4 separate regions of the Mus musculus genome follow, and regions 2, 3 and 4 are each linked to region 1. A link is a loop called in an ENCODE intact Hi-C map of the cell type or tissue named here. Cell type or tissue: left cerebral cortex. All regions are shown on one strand.

Region 1 (5,000 bases):
GTTTATTCTTCCCTGCTAAGAGGCTCTAAGTTATAACAGCTCTAAGTCTTAAAGGAGGACTCACAGGCAAGGAAATAGCACTCTTTCGGAGTGCACCATGATCTTACCACTGGGATTGGTACCACAGTCACATCGAGCCATGTAGGCTGATACCCTATAGAACTATTGATTTAAACACAGGCTATACCCTATACAACCATGGATTTAAACACAGGCTATACCCTATAGGACCATGGATTTAAACACAAGCTATACCCTATAGGTCCATGGAGTTAAACACAAGCTATACCCTATAGGACCATGGATTTAAACATAGGCTATACCCCATAGGTCCATGGATTTAAACATAGGCTATACCTTATAGGACCATGGATTTAAACACAGGCTGTACCCTATAGGACCATGGATTTAAACACAGGCTATACCCTATAGGACCATGGATTTAAACACAAGCTATACCCTATAGGACCATGGATTTAAACACAAGCTATACCCTATAGGTCCATGGATTTAAACACAAGCTATACCCTATAGGACCATGGATTTAAACATAGGCTATACCCCATAGGTCCATGGATTTAAACATAGGCTATACCTTATAGGACCATGGATTTAAACACAGGCTGTACCCTATAGGACCATGGATTTAAACATAGGCTATACCCTATAGGACCATGGATTTAAACACAGGCTGAACCCTATAGGACCATGGATTTAAACACAGGCTGAACCCTATAGGATCATGGGTTCCTACTGAAACTCCACCCTGGGGGTCTCCATTATAAAGGGTGCCCTTAGGTCTCCTTGATGCACAGCTGACTTGGCTGGCATGTTCACACTCAGTGAGTTCAGGGTCTGACTCTAAACAGAGCCTCCTTTGAACCCCACCTCCTTCAGGGCCACAGTTTCAATCCTCAGGTGTCAGCATGCCACCCTTGCCCATCTCTGGTGACATCTGTACTTCCCCAGCCTGGGATCTTGGGTGATGGGAACACACAGACCTGCCCTCCCAGCCCACTCACGTGCATGTAGAACATGTCCTCGTCCCCGTGGCGTCTCTTCTTCACGTTGGTACCCAGGGCAGGGATGGCAGGGGGGCTCTGCTTGAATGCTAGAAGGCAGGTCGGGAAAGATAAATGAGCCAGAGAGCAAAGACTGAGATGCCCAGGTGAACACCTGCCATGGGTGTGGTGTGCACACAGGGCAAACCTAGGCTGGAAGGAGCTGGACCAGGGTCCCACATGCTCCTAGCCTCAGAGCATAGACAAGTGAGATGTCTTGGGCCACATTCGCCCTGTCCCGCCTGGAGAGGCTTCCCAGCCTCAGCCATTCAGACCCAGATCCATCTTTGGATGAAGCTATGCTTGGCACCTTTGGAGCAGGTACTCCCCACACTCAGGTGCATCCAACTCCACCCTCCGCCCATACCCTGACCCAGAGCCCCACTCACCACGTTTGCTGGCAGCTCCATTTTTGGTGGTACTTTCATTCAGAGCCTGTTGCTCCCGGTAATGGTCTTCATCAGCTTTGCGGTCACGGCCAGGACAGGCACAGATGCGACCCTCGAAAGACCGGCGGCCCAGGACCTGTCCACTGTTGGGTCGGCACAGCGTGGCTGTGAGCTCAAGAGACCACTCTTGACCCTGCCCAACTCCCGCAGACCCCTCGTGACTGGCCTTGAAGCTGAATGCCCACCGAGGAGAGCAAGCCCTCCCTGTGTCCATGACATGCCCCCCCACGGCCCCACCTCTACCATCCTTCCACGGCAGACTCACTCCCGGGTCTCCAGGGTGATGATGACAAGGATGGGCCTCCGATTCATGCCCCCCACACAGCTGCTGTTACACATGAAGTTGTACAGGATGGTGGTAAATTCTGTTCCCACCTGTCCACAGGGGAGACAGGGGAAGGGCTTAGTATCAGTCAGCATGCAGGGCCCACCTTCTAAGAAAAGGACTTGTAGCTGCCACCTCTGGCCCTGGTTCTGAGGAGGCATAGGGACGCTGCAGTATGGTTCACGGTCATCTACCCATCTATCTACCCAACCACCCCATCTTTGCACTTATCCATCCATCTCGCCACTTATCCACCTACCATCCACCAAACCATCCATCCGCTCACACGCCTGTCTACACATCCATCCATCTGCTCACACGCCTGTCTACACACCCACGTATCCACCTACCCCACTCACTTGCCGGTCAACCTCTCATCCATTGACACATACATCCACACACCTGCTCACTTGCCTACCCATACACCCACTTACACTCCTGCTCACCTGCTCTCCTGCCCACCCCCAGTGGTGCCTGACTATCACCCACCTACCTACCCACCCATCCACTCACTCACCCATCCATTCAGCCATCTACACTCACGTGAGATTGCCCGCCCTCCCACCGATCCATCTGTGCCGTCACAGCCCTGTGCTGGCTCTGGGCTGAGAGCTCAGTCTTGGTTTCAGCTCTTAGGGGAGGTACAGAGTTTGTGGTGTGCTTGCTGCAGTCATCTTCCTTAACACAGGCAGAGGTCAAATGTCAGGGCTGTATGTGAGTGGGTGTGTGTGAGCCTTTGTGTCAAGTGTGTGATGAGTACTGTGGACTCATCTGGGCAGAGGAATGAAAGGGACTCCATCCCCAGAAAGGAGTTTCAAAGGTTAGGGTACAAACGCCATAAACCCCAGTCCTTCACAGAACTTACACCTGCCAACCACTAGAGGGCAAGAGAAACCTACGTTGTGTCTCATGCCTGAGCTGGTGAGGCTTTTTCTGATGAGAGGGGAGGATGCTTGTGGGGTGTGTGTGTCTGTGTGTCTGTGTGTCTGTGTGTGTGTGTGTGTCTGTGTGTATGTGTGTGTGTGTGTTTCTGTGTTCTGTGTGTCTCTGCCTGTTTCTGTGTGTGTGGTGTGGGTGGGTGGGGTCTCTGTGTTTGTCCATGTGTTTCTCAGTTTGTGTCTGTGTGTGTGTGTGTTTGTCTGTGTGTGTGTGTCTGTGTGTGTGTAGGTGTGTATGTCTCTGTGTGTCTCTGTGTATGTCTGTGTGTGTGAATCTGTGTCTATGTGTATGTCTGTCTGTGTGTGTCTGTGTGTATATGGGGCCCTGTCCCACTGACATTCAAAGCTGCCTCACAGGACCCCAGGGCTTGGTAGAGGATGGGTCAGAGATGAGACCTAACCCCAGTCCTCCTGAGTCTCCGCCCTGATACCTCCCACATCAGTACTGAAGTCCCTTCACCTTGCCTTTGGCCCCAACTGGGGCTCATATCAGATCTAGAAGGTGACCACACACTCTTCTGGTGTCAAAGTGGACAGCTGCCTCCTCCAGTCTTCCTTCACTTGTCTACTTTTGGCAACCACCACCTCCAGCCTGGTTCCCTCCCTTAGAGCCCTCACCTGTGGTCTGAGCCCTTCGCCTCCAGCCTGAACCTCCGTATCCACCCTGCACCTCAGTGTGCAGCATGTCTGGTCACCTCCACTGTACCCTCCATCCAGCTGGCACCACTCTCCCGAGGCTCTGCACACAGGCCCTCTTAAGGCTGACCGATCATCTCTGTCTTCCCTACTCTCCTGAGCCTGTGTTCCACGGCTCCAATCTCCTGTAGGCGTCCTCTGTGATTCCCCCAGCCTGGTCTAGGAGGCCTTTCATGATCACTACCCCCCCACACATGGAATTGCCCACCCTCTACCCACCACCCCATGCTTGCTGGCTTGCTTTTGTCCCTGCAAATGGAGCCTGAGATGTCTGGGAACTCTTTCTTCCATGTCTAGAAGACTGTACTTGAGAGAAACAAGCAAGAAGATTGAAGATTAGACCCTCCAGGGAGGGCAGGGTTGAAAGGTTGGAGGTCATATAACTATACCTCGCTATATAGCTGAGGCGAGAGAGAGACAGAGACAGAGAGAGACAGAGACAGACAGACAGACAGACAGACAGACAGACGAGAGACAGACAGAGACAGAGACAGACAGACGAGAGACAGACAGAGAGACAGAGAGCTAAAGTTGGCTTGAGCACAGGCCCAAGCTCGCTGCCCACAGTGAAATGAACTGTCAGGAAAAGGCCTGAGAGGCAGGCTGAGGTCAGAGCAGAGGCCCAGGGAACCCCACCCTGTAAGGTTGGCTTTGTATCCCAGCCTGGACCCCGCCTACCTGTGGGGGTTCATACGGCACAACCACACTCTGCCTTCCGGTGACAGGGTCATCCACGTACTGGGCGAGGTTGTTGCCTTCTACACGGATGAGGTGGCTAGCCGGGGCAGACTGTCCTGCCAGGAGGGGACACAGCTTTAGAGAGGGGCCCATCTTCCATCCCATACCCCTGTACCAGGCGTGTGGCAGAACTGAGGCCACAGGGCTTGTCCCCGTGAGAGTCCCAGGCAAGGCTCAGAGCTGTGCAACCCTCATTTAGGTGGCCTTGAGCGGGACAGAAGCTGTCCCCAGATAATCTGACCCTGGGGGTGTCACAGGCTTCACCAGGGACACTGCAGGGATGCTTCACAAGATTCTCCAAGGTCAGCTGGTCCCTCAGACTACACCCTTGCTGGACCATCAGCCTCTTGGACTGTAGTCAGAGCTGAGGAAATGGAAAGAGGGCTAGGGTGTGGGTTCCTGTGAGGGGAGAGTTGAGAGCAGCTTACCGCTGTGCTCACTGGCCTACATCTCTCAGCTATGCCTCTGGTCAGTGTCCCACAGCTGGGAGGGGGAGGGGGGGCTCACCTTCATTGAAGTCCCTTCCAAGCTCGTGGTTGGGGCAGCGCTTAACAATGTCGGTCACATGCTCTGCCTTCTTGTAGACAGGCATGGCCCGGATGGCCGTGCCCGGGGGTGGTGGTGTGGACACTTTGATCTGGATGGGGCATGTCTTAGCAATCTGACAGTACAACTTCTTCAAGAGTGGGGAGTACTGGAGGAGAGAAGGGGGCCAGGTTGAGATGGCAGCTCAGTTCCGGATGCTTCCACAAGACCCCTTTCCCAAGCGCTCCGATGAGGCCTGCTTCCAGAT
Region 2 (5,000 bases), 77 kb after region 1:
CCCTCCTGCCACTGACGCGGAGTCCCTGGGGCCGTTCACTCGGCTAGCACCCGGGCAGCCGCACACCCGAACTCCAGCCTCGGAGCCTCGTGCGAAATACCTGGCCCTAGCTCGGGTCCCAGAGCTGCCTACCTGCTCCGGGCCGGGCGTCGGCGTCGGCGAGGGCTGGGCTGCAGCGTTGCCTCCTCGCCTGGATGCGGGACGGCGGGTTATAAGGGTGCGGAGCAGGGAGGCGGCGGCGAGGGGACTGCCGCAGGCTTAGCGCCTTTCTTGGCGGACCGGCGGGAAGGCAGCGCGGGCACTCAGCCGTGGCGGGAGGAGGGCCGGCCACCCGGGCCCCTGGCTCCCACGCGCGCCCCGCCTCCCCAGCTGGCTCTGCCCGAGTCGGGGTCTGGGCCCCGCTCCTCCCGCCTCCTTCCCGCCGCCGCTTGGCGCGCGTCGCCCAGCTAGCCCCAGCGGGGTCTCCTCCTCCGCGGGGCCCGCAAGCTGGTAGCCGGAGTCTTGGTCGAAGCGGGACCGGACCGCGACCTTTGGCGGGGCTCAGGGCGCCAGGAAGGGTGCGCAGGCGCCGAGGGGGTGGACACAGGGCGCCCGACGCCCTGTACTCCCTCTGACTCTCTCCTCCGCCTTCTCCCCAGATGCCCATCTACCCCGATCCCCCTCGCTGCCCTTACTGTCCTAAGCCTGCAACCCAGGGGCTCAGGAGTGCCCTCAGCGGGGTGGCTGCGCCTCTTCCAGGGCTCGCCCCGGCCTGAGAAAACCGAGAGGACCGACTGAAACTGAACATTGAAAGCCCCGGAGGAGAACCGTTGTCGTTCGGCCAGCACCAGCGGGGTTCCGTCTCTGAGAACGGCTCGAAGCCCCCCTCGATTTGCCTGGCAGAGACCACAGCCCGCCTGGAAAGAGGGTCGAGCGCAGACCCTCTGGGTTGGACTCTTCAAAGTCCAGCCAGAAGTTGCGCCTCCTGATACCTACACACCCCGGGGGCCACGGCCTGCAGTCCGGGTTTCCTAGCCCAGGGTATCAGAGTCTTTCCTTGGATTGGTGTGCTAGGCGATGCCCAACGGATGCCCACAAACTGTGCACATAGAGCGGCTCGGAGTTAGTCAGGGGACTCTTCTCTGGCTCAAGAAGTCTTCTTCACCACCCGCCATCTCCCCTCTGGGCAAGTGAGCGGTCTCCGGTGCCCTCATCTACCACGCAGACCCGTAGTCTGGCGCACAGAAGGAGTTGGGTCCTTGTGGGACCCCTTAGTGGCACTGCAGAGTGGTCCTTGCCCAAGGTGTTCCCACATGCCCTGGAAGTCGCTTTAGTGCAGCTAGTGGCGTTGCAAGGGAGGTGGGTTGGAGCAGACCGAATCTCTCTCGAACTCGAAAGCCTGACCTGGTGTTAGGCCAATAGCTACGAGGAGTAATTATTTGCGAGCTGCAGATTAGAGACAAAGATGAATACCAAGCAAGAGTTTGGGACTGGTTGGGAACAGAAAATGCCAGGACGCTGGCCGCGCACTCTGCAGATCCTCTCCGAATGGTGCAAGCACCGCCATTCATTCATTCATTCATTCATTCATTCATTCATTCGTGGAAATTAGATGCAGCGGTGCGGAAGAGACTGGGAGCTATGAGCTGGACCGAGCAATACTAGATTCCGGTCTTTCAGAATTCGGAACTTAGCTCCAAAGGCAGTGGCTGAGCCTTAAGTGATCCTCTGAAGCTTTGGGTGCAGACAGGAACATCCAACCTCCCGAATGACACCGGAATGGGGAGCCTTGTGGGGCACAGGACGCGGGGTGCTGCGCGAGGGAGGGAGCAGAGCGCTTTGGGGAGCGATCCTGGTCTGAAGTCCAGTTGGTGCTGTATTCTACGTGCCCACCGAGGCTGCCGTCCCGGGTACCGAGCCACACCTCTGAATCAAGTCCACACTCTAACTAGAACCTCCAAAAAGGTGAGGCGACCCACGAGATCCACATGCCTTCGAATTCGTTCCGCCACAGACCTGAGAAGCACTTGAACGTCACGAGGTCACGCTGCAGGTGGTCGCTCTCAGGAAAACCTCAAAGCAAACCTATATTTATACTTATACGTGGAAAATACTTTGCTTTGTTCTGTTTGAGAAAGGGTCTCACGCAGCCCTGCATAGCCTCCAACTCTATAGGTAGCGAAGGATGCCCTGAACATCTGCGTCTCTGGTTTCAGGTGTAGGATTTTTTTTTTTTTTTTAATGCAAACCATCGTGCGGGGTTTATGCGATGCTGCGGACCAAAACCTGGGTTTCATATATGCTAAGCAATCATTTTGCCAATAGAACCGCACTCTCAGCTCCTGTAACAAAAAATTTGTTATCTACTAAAGAGGTGTATCGAAATACGACTATATACTTACACATAAATACGCATTTACATGTAAATAAATGTATGTTCACAAGTACAGAGGTCTAGTTACAACCTGAATTTCAGATAAGGGAGTCTTTTAGTCTAAGTATGCCCCGGGTAACTTTTGGGAACATATTTATTTTGTGATTTATCTGAAGTCAGAATTCAGCCTTCCGTTTCGGGATTTGCAGGGAGATCCGCTATAGCGCAAAGGCGCTCAGCCCCTTTAAGACTCAAACTCGGACTTCCCGCCCCACAATGCCGCGCGGCCGCTTGAGGCTCCCATTGGCTGCTGCTCGCTTCCGCCCCTGTACTTCCGGCCGCTGCCTGGGGCGGTTGCGGGAGGTACTTCGGAGCCGGGCTGGCCCGGGCTGGCCGTGGCCATGAACTTCTCGGAGTCATTCAAGCTCTCGGGCCTGCTCTGCAGGTTCTCCCCGGACGGCAAGTACCTGGTGAGCTGCGGCGCGCTGGGCGGAACCTAAGTGTGGGCGCGCGACTTGTGCACGGGGCCGGGGCGGGCCGAAGGGGGGCGGGAAGGGGGCCCGAGCCGGGCGGCCGCGGGGACTCAGGCTGGACTTAGGGGGCGGGGTGGGAGGTGGGAGAGGGAGGCAGGCAGAGGGGTTTCAGCCCAGATGAGGGAGAACCAGATGATTAGAGAGAACGAACCTGAAGCCGAAGAGGGATCCAGGCCAGCCAGGCTGGGGGATCCTGGCAGGTGACCAGGGTGGAGAAAGAGGACGTGGAGCAGAGTGGGGATGGAGTTGGGGTTGCTATTCTGGCAGGTGGTCAGGGTTAGGAAGGAGGTCTTGGAGCAGGTGGCCAGGGCTGGGTGGGTGCCAGGCTCCCGGCTCCAGTTTCCCTTCATCAAAGTTGGATAAGATGACTCTGCTTTCACACATTTGAGGGCACAGGGGATGGCAGCTCATTGCTATTTTGTATGTTTTCTGTGAGCGAGCTGGTTAAACGGGGCCCTCCTTTGTGAAACTCGTCATAAGCAAATGGTTTAAATAACTAGCTTTCATTGCCAGGGTTGGATGTTAGCTGTCTATTCTTTGGGTGGCAGAATAGTGTTCAGATGGGTGTTTCAAGGTACGCCAACATGACCATTGTGCATTTGTAGAAGGCTGACGTTAGGAAGCCATCAGGGAAAACTCAAGTCTTATTTTAAAAAACTGTGGTTCCGTGCCAGTCGGGTAGCTTGGCTAGTAACGGTACCTGCCACCAAACCTGATGACCTGAGTCCCAGCTCTAGGACCCACTTAATGGAAGGAGAGAACTGTCTCCTGCATGTTGTCCTCTGGCCTCCACATAAGCCGTAACTAGTGCCTGACCCTTCTCACATACAAATGCAATCCTAATTTTTAACAAGTTTTCTTTGATTAATCTATCATTCTCTTTTTAACTGACTGATACCATTGATTGATTGATTGACTGATTGACAGGGTTTCTCTGTAGCTCTGACCAGGTTGGCCTTGAACTCAAAGATCTGCCCCTTGTCTCCTGAGTGCTGGGATTAACGGAGCATGCCACCATGCCTGGCTGTCTTGATTCTCAGTTCACACCCCTGCTGTGTTTGTCCAGGCTTTTGAGACATCCTTTACCCTCCTTATACACATCATCCTAACAATGTAGGAAGTGTCAGGGTAGGACCTGCTTAGCAGGGAAAGGTACTGCCATGCAAGCCCGAGGACTTGAGCTCCGGCTCGGGAACCCACGTAAAGGTGGGAGGAGACCATCAGCCTCGCACACATTGATACATTTTACCTTTTTCCAAGTGCCTCCAGAGACTAAGGTTGCTTTACGGTTCTGAAAGTCTCAGTGAACAGCAAAGAAGTTGCATTTGGGTTAGCTGATATTTGTGCTTGCCGCTCATCAAAATATCGTGGAGCTCTTAATAATTGTTTCTTTCAAGTTTTGTCCTAAATCCTGAGCAGAGCGAGTCCATGTTTCCAGTGTTGGTGTCTTAAGTGATTCCTAAGGAATCCATTGTAACAGGTTACTGCTCACCAAACTCTAATGTGAGAACACAAGCCCTTTGATAGGTCCTCCTTCTGATCTGCACTTGCCCTCTTGCTCTCTTTCCACAGAAGACAAATGTGGCTTCATTAAAAAAAAAAGAGTCTGTGTGTGTGTGTGTGTGTGTGTGAGTGAGAGAGAGAGAGAGACAGAGACAGAGACAGAGAGACAGAGATAGAAACAGAGAGATGCTACAACACACGTGTAGAGGGCAGAGGACAACCCCCAGTGTTATTCCTTACCTTCCACCTTGTTTGAGACAAGGTCTCTTGCTCTTCACTGCATAAAGCAGGCTAGCTGGCCCACATGTACCTGCCTCAGCCTCCCCTCTGCCTCCCCTCTGCCTCCTCATAGAAACTAGGATTTTAAACAGTTTTTAGGATTAACACAGTTTTATGTGGCTTCTGTGCATCCAAACCTGTTTCTGAGGCAAGTGCAAGTTTTTGGCTTTTAGACAATGGCATAATATGCAAAGCTGGCCTCAGACTCAGAAAGTAGTTGAGCACCTCCCTAGTACAGTGATTACAAGTGTGCACCATCACTCCCAAGTAGTAAAAAAATACACACACACACACACACACACACACACACACAGGCTTTTTGAGACAGTTTC
Region 3 (5,000 bases), 240 kb after region 1:
GAAAGGCCGCCAACATCTTCCGCGGAGCGCACCGGCCTGTCTGTCTGCAGAGACAAGCTATGGGAACTTCATGCTGCTGCCTCACCTCTGTGGACTCAGCTTCCTTGCGCGAGGGTGAAGAAGGCGCGCCCTGTGGGAGGTGTCTCGCTGGAGACAACTTCCCGGAATAACTTTTTTTTTTTTTTTTTTTTTTGAGACAGGGTTTCTCTGTATACTCCTGGCTGATCCTGGAACTCACTCTGTAGACCAGGCTGGCCTCGAACTCAGAAATCCACCTGCCTCTGCCTCCCGAGTGCTGGGATTAAAGGCATGCGCCACCACGCCCGGCTCCAGAATAACTCTTAACACTAACAAGTTTCTTGCTACTGGGCTGGAGAGATGGCTCAACAGAAAAGAGCTCCAACTGCTCTTGCAGACGCCCTGGGTTCAAGTCCCAGCACCCACATGCTAGCTCATAACTATCTGTAACTCCTCATAACCCCTGGGGAATCCAATGACCTCTTAAGACTTCCATGGGCACCAGGCATGACATGCCTGTGGCGCACATACATACATACATACACACAGGCACAACACTTAAATACATACAATAAATATATCTTAAAAAACAAACCAACTAACCAGAGATTTCTAGCTTTAGGTGTTTGGAGAAGGGTGGCAGGGAGCCTCTACCTAGCTCTCGACACCCTGTTCTCTGGCTGAGTCTTTACTTTTTCAAAGCCCTGAGACCCTTCCCTCTCTCAGGCCGTGCTGTGAGCGCATGGTCCGAGGCTTCTCTCTGGACCATGGGCAGAAAGAAGGGTCTGTCCCCAGAAGGGAACACAGCAGAGGTGCATTCAATCAATGAACTCTGATGGATAAACAGAGGCCCAGAGGCTCAAGGCCCGGAGGCTGGAGCAGCTTGCCTGAATCCACAAACAGCAACTTTCAAGCTTGGTGCCCACACACCTGGGTAGGGAGCCATTGCTATCAGGGCATACTGGCATGCAGTCACGAATGGCTCCACACAGTACCTGGGACCCTGCAGCTGGTCACTCAAGTGACAAACACACCCAAGCATCTACTTAGGAGCTACCAAATCCTGTCTGGGCTCCAGGCATGATGTGGAGGCCGCTAAAATCTCATCTTGGTGGCTACCAACTCAGATCTCGGCCCCTGGGACCAGGCCCATGCCCAAATTCATCTTTCTCGCTCAACCTCAAAATAGATCTCTGCTCCTTATTTACAGATATGGGAACCAAGGTAGTGGGTTGGGGACAGGTGCTCACCACCGTCCAGTCTATAAGTGCCGCCCTCTGCTTTCTGGGACAGCCCTCTCCCTCTGGAAGGCACTGCGGAGCCTGGCTAGAGGACTAGACACCAAAGCCACCAAGGTGGGATAAGGGCACGAGGGGGTCAGGCCACTCAGCCTATCTAAACAGATCGTCTTTCTAGCTCCCGGAAGAGTCACTTCCACGCCCCCCCCTCCCGGGACTTCCCAGGAGTCTCTGCGTTCAAGTGTCTAACCAGGTCCACTGCAAAGTGTCCCTTGGACTGTGGCTCAGGGCAGCTAGGCTCCAGATCCCCGGCTTTCAGCCCAAGAGAGAGGGCGGGGCGCGATGAAGTCGCCGAGGTACAGGAGGGGCGGGAGCGGAGAGGGGAATGGAGCAGAGGTGCTCCGGGCGCCCCAGGTGGTCTTCCCCTTGGCTGACTCTCCAGTCCCCAGACTCACCTGTGCGCGCAACCGAGGGTCGGCCGGGAGGGTGTAGCCTGCAGTGCCGCTGGGTCCCCGCGTCCCGGGGCCGGCCGGTCCCGCCCTCTCTACTTCCTGCGCGGTGGGCGGTCGGGCGAGCGGTCGGGCGGAGCCGGGGCCAGGTGGGCTCCGCCAGCGGCTGCGCGGCCGGAGGGCGGGACGCGCCCTGGGCACCTGCTGCACCACCACCGCCTCACCTGGCCGCGCCGGCTGCGTCACCGCTCTACCTGGGTCCGCCTGCGTTCACGTGACCCGTCTGGTGGTTCGGGCGGGAGTCCGCCCTCGGGTACTGTCTACCCTCCCTCCCGCTCCTACGCCCGCTTCCTTCTGTGCCTCACTCCCAGGTCCGCCGCCTCCTCCAGGAAGCCTTCGGAGAAATCCCGGGCCTGCGGGAACCTGTTTGTTGAAAGAAAGCCCCGCCCTCTGCATTCTTTGCAGCTGGCTGCTTCATGGCAGCCCTGGCCAGGATCTCCCAGAACACCTTTCATGGTTTAACCTATCCACCACAACCTCATTTTACTGAGAACTCTGAAGGCTGGAAATTCTGCTAGCCACACAGATCTGGCCGCGAGTCTCCAGATCTCAGGAAAACAGCTACCAAGTCTATGTAGTGTCCTCAAGAATGAGGAGGTAATAACGACCCCCATGTTTAGGGGGTCAGGCTCCTCATGTGGAAAAGGATGGGGTCTGCACCATTGCCCTCCGAAGTGCTAATCAAACCTGAGATCCCAAGGGTGGCTCTGATCAAGGTGAGAAGAGGAGGGTAGGCAAGAGGCATAGTGAGTGTAAGAGCCAAGAAACGAGGGAACACGTCCAGGAGGGTAGCCTGAGGCGGAGGCACAGAGAACACAGAGCAGGGTGGATTGGAGGCGGAGGCTGGAAGTGCCCAGTTCCCATTGGAGAGTGGGGTCCTCTTAAAGGCAGGGGGGTCAGGACTGGGCTGACACGGCCCTGACCATCCTGACTCTGCCAGGTATGTTTAGTCCAGACTCACCTTCCCCAGGCTGTCCCAGGTTCCTGGGAGCTGGGGTTACAGGCAGACACCATTACAGCTATTTTTTTCTTTTTCTTTTTTTTTTTGATGATGCAACATTGTATTCAGATGGTTTGTTATCCCCAAGACCCCTCAGGGCATGGCCATCAGAGCAGAACCTCAACCACTCTGGGACAAGAAGAGAGACCGTATCTGTTAAAACAGCCACCTCTCGGGCTGATGAAATGGCTCAGCAGTTAAGAGCGCCGACTGTTCTTCCAAAGGTCCTGAGTTCAAATCCCAGCAACCACATGGTGGCTCACAACCAACCGTAACAAAATCTGATGCTCTCTTCTGGAGTGTCTGAAGACAGCTACAGTGTACTTACATATAATAAATAAATAAGTAAATATTAAAATAAAAACAGCTGCCTCTCACTGTGGCTTGCTCTGCCTGGCTCACTAGGCTGTGCGTGACAGGGACATGACCTGGGTGTAACCCGAGGTCCTGAGACACAGCCAGTACTAGTCCCCATCCTGACCCACCTCTGTCATCTGTTTTTCAGGAAAGAGCTGTGACCTCACACCACGGCCCTCACACACGGTTCATGCAGTGTAGCCCCAGAGCTTGCTCTGACAGAGGTGATGCCGGAGACTCTGGGTTGGCACTTTCACTTTCTTGGCCAACAGTGTGGGGTTGTATGCCCTGGTGACACTCCTGTCTAGCTACTTACTGCCTGTGCCCTGGTCTTCCTATGCTTCCAACCTCAGCCCCGAAGCTGGGTGGTTCCTCTGCTCTTTCCGGTGTGATATCTTCTGGGCAGGGCACGAGTTGGCCACAGATCCAGGCTCAAATGGGCGTCAGTCACACTGGATGGAGGAGAGGAGCTCAGAGTGACCTGTGGACTGAGACCTGGGACCCAGAACTCTCTGGGTCTCAGCTGTCTGCGGTAGACTGCTCCTGGGAAAGGCGACTTGTTGCTGACCCCTTGAGGCCATTATGAGGTATTGCACCCCACCAAGCCCATCCTCAGTTTGCAGCATGTCAGCTCTTGCTTGGCAAGGTCTCATCACGCCCTGCCCCCCTTAGTATCTGACTTCTAAAGAATTAAAAGACGGGGGGGGGGACCCTCAAACACAAGACAGTTAACATCAGGGGAAAACGCAGACTCTGCAGGCAGAATCAACAGATGAAAAACACCCCCCCTCCTTTTTTTCTAGGAGCAGGGTCTCACTGTGTAGCCCAGGCTGGCCTGAAATCACTATGCATACCAAGTTGGCTTAAACTCATAGAGACCTGGCTGCTTCTGCCTTGAAAGTGCTGGAACGAAAGGTATCAGCACTATGCCTAACAGAAATGCAAGGTAGGGACAGAGAAAGGCCCCCTGCAAAACAGGCCAGGGGAGCAGAAATGCACATAGCAAGGCACACACAGAGAAAGCCCTCCCCCCTTGCAAAACACACTGCGGGTGTGGGACTCAGATGTCAAAGTCTAACCTTCTCCTGGAGGACTATTGGTTTTTTAAAGGGGGTGCTAGGCTGGAATTGGGGACACCTTTCTTTCTTTAGGAAAAGACTTGCATGCCTTTGTCTCAAGCTGCCAGGCCTTCTGTTTCAGGTCTTGAGGGCAAGGAAGAAGCCTGTAATCCTCTTTCTGTGTCTATCCCTGTCTGTCTGCCTGCCTGCCTGCCAGAGATCTAACTCCTAGTCCCTGTGCATGCTAAAGGCTCTGCTGCCAAGCTGTACCCAGCTCTGTCCAGGAATCTAATGAAATAAAAAGAGCAATCTAAAGTGTAGTGAAAAAGCCAAAGGGAGACGGTGTTGGACTATCTAACCTGTGTGACTGGAGGCTCAGGAAGGGCAAGCAGGACAAGGATGTGGAAAAGGACACAGTGTTTTGTCCAGTCATCATCAAAGAGGCTTCCTCCAGCAGCAGATGGGAGTGGATGCAGAGATCCACAGCCAGACATTACACGGGGAGATTGGAGGTCTCCACAGGGCCCCTTCCTCAGAGCGTGGAAGTCCTGTGAGAGAGTGGGGTAAAGACTGTAGGAGTCAGAGGGGATGGAGAGCACCAGGAAAATAGGGCCCACCGAGTCAGCTAAGCAATGCTCACAAGGGCTCACAGAGACTGAAGCTGCAAGCGCAGAGCCTGCAGGAGACTGCACCAGGCGCTCTGTGTATGTGTTCTGGCTGTTTAGCTTGGTGTTTCTATGGGGCTTCTGTGAGAGCTGGTGTGTCCTTTACTTGCTCTCAGGGCTCTTTTCCTCCTGTTGGGTTTCCTTGTCCAGGTTCA
Region 4 (5,000 bases), 94 kb after region 1:
CTGGCCAGCCCTCCTGCAGCTGGATGTACTCAGAAGTGCCCCGCACCTGTGCCTGTCCCCGTGTGAGCTGTAAATCCCACAACAGTTGGGCAGGTCTCTGGCCTTACAAGTGAATTCTGCAGAGAGGCCTGGGTCACTGCCTGGTAGAGTGGAAGAGCTCAGCCCACCCAAACCTCTCTATCTCTAGTAAGTGCCTTGAAAGCAGACAGACCAGTATGTCTGTACTGGTGACCAGGGTTCCCACCAGGACTGCACACTTGTGTATCTGAGTTTCTGTAAAGAGGACCATGCTCACAAGGGTCCTCAGTCAGCCAGACTTCAGTCCTCAAGACAGTCTTTGGCACTCCTGATTCTGTGACAATAACTTCAAAAAGGAGCAACTCCATTTGGTTTAAATGTCTTTACTAGAACAAAAGCACAGGCTGAAAACAGGTGCATCTGAGGTCACCTTTCCTCTTGGATAGGCCATGGCATTCCGGTCACATCCATGCCGGTTAACTAAAGCGAGAGGTATAGAGTGACAGGCCAGCATCTACAGTGCACTGGCAAGGCTAGAACGACAGCAGCAAGCTGTGTGTGGCTGGCGTGTCAAAGCTCAGCAGTGCTCAGTGAGCTCTAGGATGCTCGTCTGTTTATAGCATGCACTTTTAAAACCCAACTATTCAGTCCCTTTTAAACAGAGACAGGATGATAGAAACCCACCACCATGACTTCCGGAAGGGGCTAGCTTATGTTATGAGAGTAACCTTTTGGGCCTAGGAAAACTGCTGTATTAACACAACCTGGATTAATTTATAAAGTGTGATTCTAAGTCAGACACATTCACAGAAAGGCAGGTTCACCAGGAGCTGCCAGGCAGACTGTCTTTCTTAGTGACTGGCTGCTGGCTGCTACTGTATTTAGCTTTTTTAAAAAACGGGCTGAATTTTAAAATACAGCACTTGAGAGTTAATATATAGGGAGAGTTAAATATGTGCAGAAGCCGCTCACTGTACTCAGCTGTATGCAACAGTCTACACAGCACAAGTGGGTGGACATTGTGCTCGGCATGCTGGAGGGAGAACGTGGCGTTACAGAAGGAACACAGTGGTATGGGGGCAGCTGAATCTGCCTTTGTAAGATTGTGTTGCCAAGATGTCCAATATCCAACTAAATATACATAATCCACTTGACTATTCTAATCGGATACATGCCCTCCTTCCCTCCAGCCAGTGGGTGGCATGAGGTGGCACAGGGAGTCCCCACCACCTTGGTTTCCGGGACGCAGCTGTCTAGAAGCCTATCTTGCCCCTGGTCATGGAGTAGCCCAGCTTGGCTTCATTGTTGATGAAGGACATGAGCCCCACGTAGGTCTCGATGAGGAGGGGGCGCTCCAGCACCAGCACGGTATTCGCCTGCCCTGGCAGTGGGCTCTCCTTCTGGGCCTTCTTGACAGCTTGGATCAGGAGAGCCTTGAAGCTTTCCAACTTTGAAGAGAATAAACATGGAGCCTTAACCTCATGCCAAGACAGCAGTACTGGGAAACGAGGATTCTGAGTTCAAATCCTCCCAAATACCACATAGTGATGACATCACCAATGACAGGTTGGGCCCTATGAGCTGTGTCATCAGGTGGTTCATCATGTACAAACATCATGAAGGGACCTGCCTTAAGTCCAACCTAGAGAGTACCAGTCTATCTCTAAAGATGCAGTCAGGAGATTCGGCAGCCTGAGACAAGGTACTGCCAGTGCCAACAGGTGGAAAATCTTTTTTACAGACGCACATGCTCTGGAGTGCACCTCACTAAGCAGGTGATGCTGTAATTGCACACGCTGCCTGCACTGGTGTGCTGTGCACTGACTGACAGGTAGCATCACAGATGGAGGAATTCATGAGGACTATGATGTCACCAAGTGACAGGGCTTTCTCAGCCCTACTCTAACTGTGCAGAATGCTCAGCGCTCCCTCAGCACCTCTCCTGGGAACTTCCAGAGTACCTGTGTCACCAGCAGCACCTGCCAAGCCCCGCCAGTACTGTGGGCTTTTCCCATGCTCGCTCACCCACCCAGTCCAGACTGAGCATCCTGCAATGGGATGGTGACTCTGTTCTTAAACAGCACCACCTAGCTTCCTACTGTGGAACTGCACCTCCAGGGTTCACACTGACAGTGGCCTTGGCCTGCTTACATGGCACAGAGACGCTGTCTTCTCGTCCATGCCAGCCATTGGGTGTTCTATGAAGGTGGCATAGGGCATGTTTGTAGACCAGGGGTTCCATCTGTTGATGAAGGAAGGGCGGCTCTGCTTGTCCCACTGAATGCGAACCCCAAAGCCTTCTCTCCTGATGGGGGAGGGGGAGAAAGCCTTGCTTACCACAGGAATACAACATTGCATTCAGTATCAGGGATGGCTGGGGAACCTGTGACCTAGTGTAACAATGGCCTCCACTAACAGCTTCACACACTTCCAAAGCGTAACAAGTTAATGAGCCTCCTTTGCAGCCTATGAAACCGGCACACAGTCCAACCTGGCCTAATTATGGCCGTGTTTGTTCTTAATGTTACTGAATGATGCTTAAGTTAGTAGCCATTAGCTTCCTGGAGTCCCTAGTCAAATAATTCTTTTATAGCAAGCCAACCAGTCTCTGAAGGCTGTTAGGTGTTTTGCGATGTATCGAATTTTTAGTAATACTGAGCACATGCCCTGTGTCTCCCTCCTGCTGGAGTTAAAACTCCCAGACTCCCTACATAGCTTATGACAGTGGGCTCTGATTCCATGTATCTTAACGGTATTTAAATGAATGGTTTTTAGTGGGGACAGAGTGGCCGACTGTGCCAGCATCCCTTTCAAGGAGGTACTGAGCAACCCGGAAATCACCAGCCTCTACTTAAAGGTCCTTTCCACTGGTTCTTCAAGATGAGACCTTTACCTCACAAGAGAGTGGGTCAATACCACTTACAGGATCCGCTGGGGCCCTGCCGTGTAGTGCGCTGGTGCACCTACTTGTTGAGCGACTTCGGAGGAAACTGGAATTCTCCACAGGAGATGGTGTCTACCGCGCTGAGCGCCACCCTGACCACCTGCTGGCACTGAAGGCTGATGAAGTCATATTTGCAGATGAGCAGCGACTGGTCGGTGACCAGCACCAGCCGCTCCTTCTCGTTGTTCCAGTGGTCCACCCTGGAGAGGAGAGGGGCCGCCCATCACCAAGAGCCCCGCCTGCCCCCGCCCGCCCCCGCCCAGTGTCCCCGCAGTCCCCTCGCGCCGGCTTACTCGGTCAGCAGCCACACCCCCTGGATCTCGCCGTCCTCCACGGGCCGTACCACGGCGCGGATCTCCTCGACCGCCTGCTCGATGGTGCCGGGCCGGAACACGAAGTACTCCTTGACGCGGGCGCGGCGTGTAGGGTCGTGGACGTTCAGCGGCCACAACGTCTGGCGCAGCGGTGTGCCCGCCCCAGGCCGGCCCGCACCCGCGTCCTCGCCGGCCGCCAGCACCGCCGTGGGGCTCGTGCCCGCCGAGTCCACCGTGTCCCGCAGCTGCAGCATCGCGCCGCCACCGGCAGCCTCCACCGACGGCCGCCGCCCCGGCGTCCGCCCGGCCGCGCCCCGCCCTCCCTCGTTCGCCTTGTGATTGGTTGAGTCCTGCAGAGCCCGCCTTCCGGACCCGCCTCCAGCTCCGTCGACTGCGTCTCGCGATTGGCTTTCCCCTAAGCTGTCTTCTGCAATTGGGTCTAAAGTGCTGCCGTTCATGATTACGGCGGCCCCTCCTGGGCCGGAAGCTGCCGCCACGCGCGGAGCCACTTCCTGTTTACAGGAAGGGCGAGTTAAAAAAAAAAAAAATGCCGGTCGGGGGTTCCTGGCTGAGAACGGGGAAAGGGACGCCATGGACTCGCGCGGAAGGGGGCACTTGGGGGCTCGTGCGTAGGGCGTTGCCCCGACAGTGTGTCCTCGCTTGGCTCCGTGCCCTTCACCTTCGGGCTTACGGTGCACTTCGGGCGGAGGTGTGCGGCGCACTTAGGAGGTGTGCATGCCTGGGGAGTGTGAAAGTGTGGGCATGGGTGTGTGCGCGTCTGAGGATTGTGAAAGCGTGGGAATGGGTGTGTGCGCGTCTGAGGATTGTGGACACTGTGTCGGGGCACCTCAGATAGAGGCTTCTCAGGAGTGTGCTGCACTCCTTGGGCGTGGTCACCTTGGGAGTGTGGGTTTATAGGGTGTGTGCACACTGGAGATAGGAGTGTGTGCAGGTCAGAGGTGGCTGTCAGAGGGTTCTTTATATTGGGCATGATACGCACAAGTAAGCTACCATGTCACCGAAGAGTGCTGCTGGGGCGGGGGGTGGGGGGAGTTGGAAGGAAACGCCGTAGGATGCTCTTGGGCCCTGCAGCTTCTCCCTGGGACAGAAGCCATGCGAGATGTCCCTGAGTTCCTGCTCCCACGGGGGTGCCAGCAGTGTGCCTGGGTTGATGGAGCTAATGGACCGCTATGATAGTGTGGCCCAAAAGTCTTTTCTAACAGTCACCAAGACATAGGTTAGACTCATCAGTGAATGACAGCCCAAGATACAGCTCAGGCCTGTAGTCTGTCTCCTGACCGTTGTGAGGGCTCCTTAGCCTGCTGGACCTTTTACAGTGTGGCTTCGTCAGAGAATCCAGTCCAATGAGGTCTCCGGGACACTGGTGGGAGCAGCCACGATGACGTGAATTCCCACAGAGGTTCCTGAGACCGCTGTGGATGTGAAGAGTGTGCTGAAAGCTGACAGAGAAAGGGGAGATGAATAGATAAGTGCATATAAGGCAATAAGCCAGGGATGGAGAGGTGGCTCAGCAGTTAAGAACACTGGCTGCGCCGGGCGTGGTGGCGCACGCCTTTAATCCCAGCACTCGGGAGGCAGAGGCAGGCAGATTTCTGAGTTCCAGGCCAGCCTGGTCTACATAGTGAGTTCCAGGACAGCCAGGGCTACACAGAGAAACCCTGTCTCGAAAAAAACCAAAAAAAAAAAAAAAAAAAATCAAGGAG

The links. Hi-C counts contacts between places; a loop is a spot of excess contacts. Peaks named below come from ENCODE experiments on the same cell type or tissue, not always from the same donor. Only the 100,000 strongest peaks of a DNase experiment are listed, where the experiment ranks them.
Region 2: a loop joins it to region 1, with 2.6 times the contacts of the local background. A loop is called at or near these places in 9 of 42 quality-filtered maps.
Region 3: it touches region 1 in a loop (3-fold over the local background); 11 of 42 quality-filtered maps call a loop at or near these places.
Region 4: a loop joins it to region 1, with 4 times the contacts of the local background. A loop is called at or near these places in 12 of 42 quality-filtered maps.

Annotation. Positions count from the first base shown.
Region 1 is chr4:154,062,863-154,067,862 of GRCm38, forward strand. It overlaps Trp73 (transformation related protein 73), which reads right to left. Exons shown (of 14, transcript NM_011642.4): 5 at 4,715-4,901; 6 at 4,148-4,263; 7 at 1,776-1,885; 8 at 1,451-1,593; 9 at 1,023-1,111. Among named protein-coding and RNA genes, the nearest start is that of Ccdc27, 23 kb to the left of the region's middle. In left cerebral cortex, a CTCF peak has its summit at 2,707 (motif pointing right); DNase peaks (open chromatin) are centred at 2,327 and 2,718.
Region 2 is chr4:154,139,691-154,144,690 of GRCm38, forward strand. Trp73 (transformation related protein 73) reads right to left here and starts at 185. Exons shown (of 14, transcript NM_011642.4): 1 at 133-185. Wrap73 (WD repeat containing, antisense to Trp73) reads left to right here and starts at 2,682. Exons shown (of 12, transcript NM_021499.2): 1 at 2,682-2,823. The coding sequence starts at 2,755. In left cerebral cortex, a CTCF peak has its summit at 2,681; DNase peaks (open chromatin) are centred at 1,868, 2,632 and 3,230; H3K4me3 peaks cover 2,164 bases; H3K27ac peaks cover 615 bases.
Region 3 is chr4:154,298,114-154,303,113 of GRCm38, forward strand. Arhgef16 (Rho guanine nucleotide exchange factor (GEF) 16) reads right to left here and starts at 1,782. Exons shown (of 15, transcript NM_001112744.1): 1 at 1,712-1,782. Gm52687 (predicted gene, 52687) reads left to right here and starts at 1,531. Exons shown (of 3, transcript NR_168682.1): 1 at 1,531-1,612; 2 at 2,077-2,362; 3 at 2,854-3,142. In left cerebral cortex, a CTCF peak has its summit at 3,694 (motif pointing left); DNase peaks (open chromatin) are centred at 2,017 and 3,691; H3K4me3 peaks cover 431 bases.
Region 4 is chr4:154,157,100-154,162,099 of GRCm38, forward strand. It overlaps Tprgl (transformation related protein 63 regulated like), which reads right to left and starts at 3,585. Exons shown (of 4, transcript NM_026388.2): 1 at 3,256-3,585; 2 at 2,986-3,162; 3 at 2,170-2,323; 4 at 386-1,466. The coding sequence starts at 3,530. The coding sequence ends at 1,272. In left cerebral cortex, a CTCF peak has its summit at 2,118; DNase peaks (open chromatin) are centred at 1,083, 2,115, 3,050 and 3,666; H3K4me3 peaks cover 2,399 bases; H3K27ac peaks cover 1,906 bases.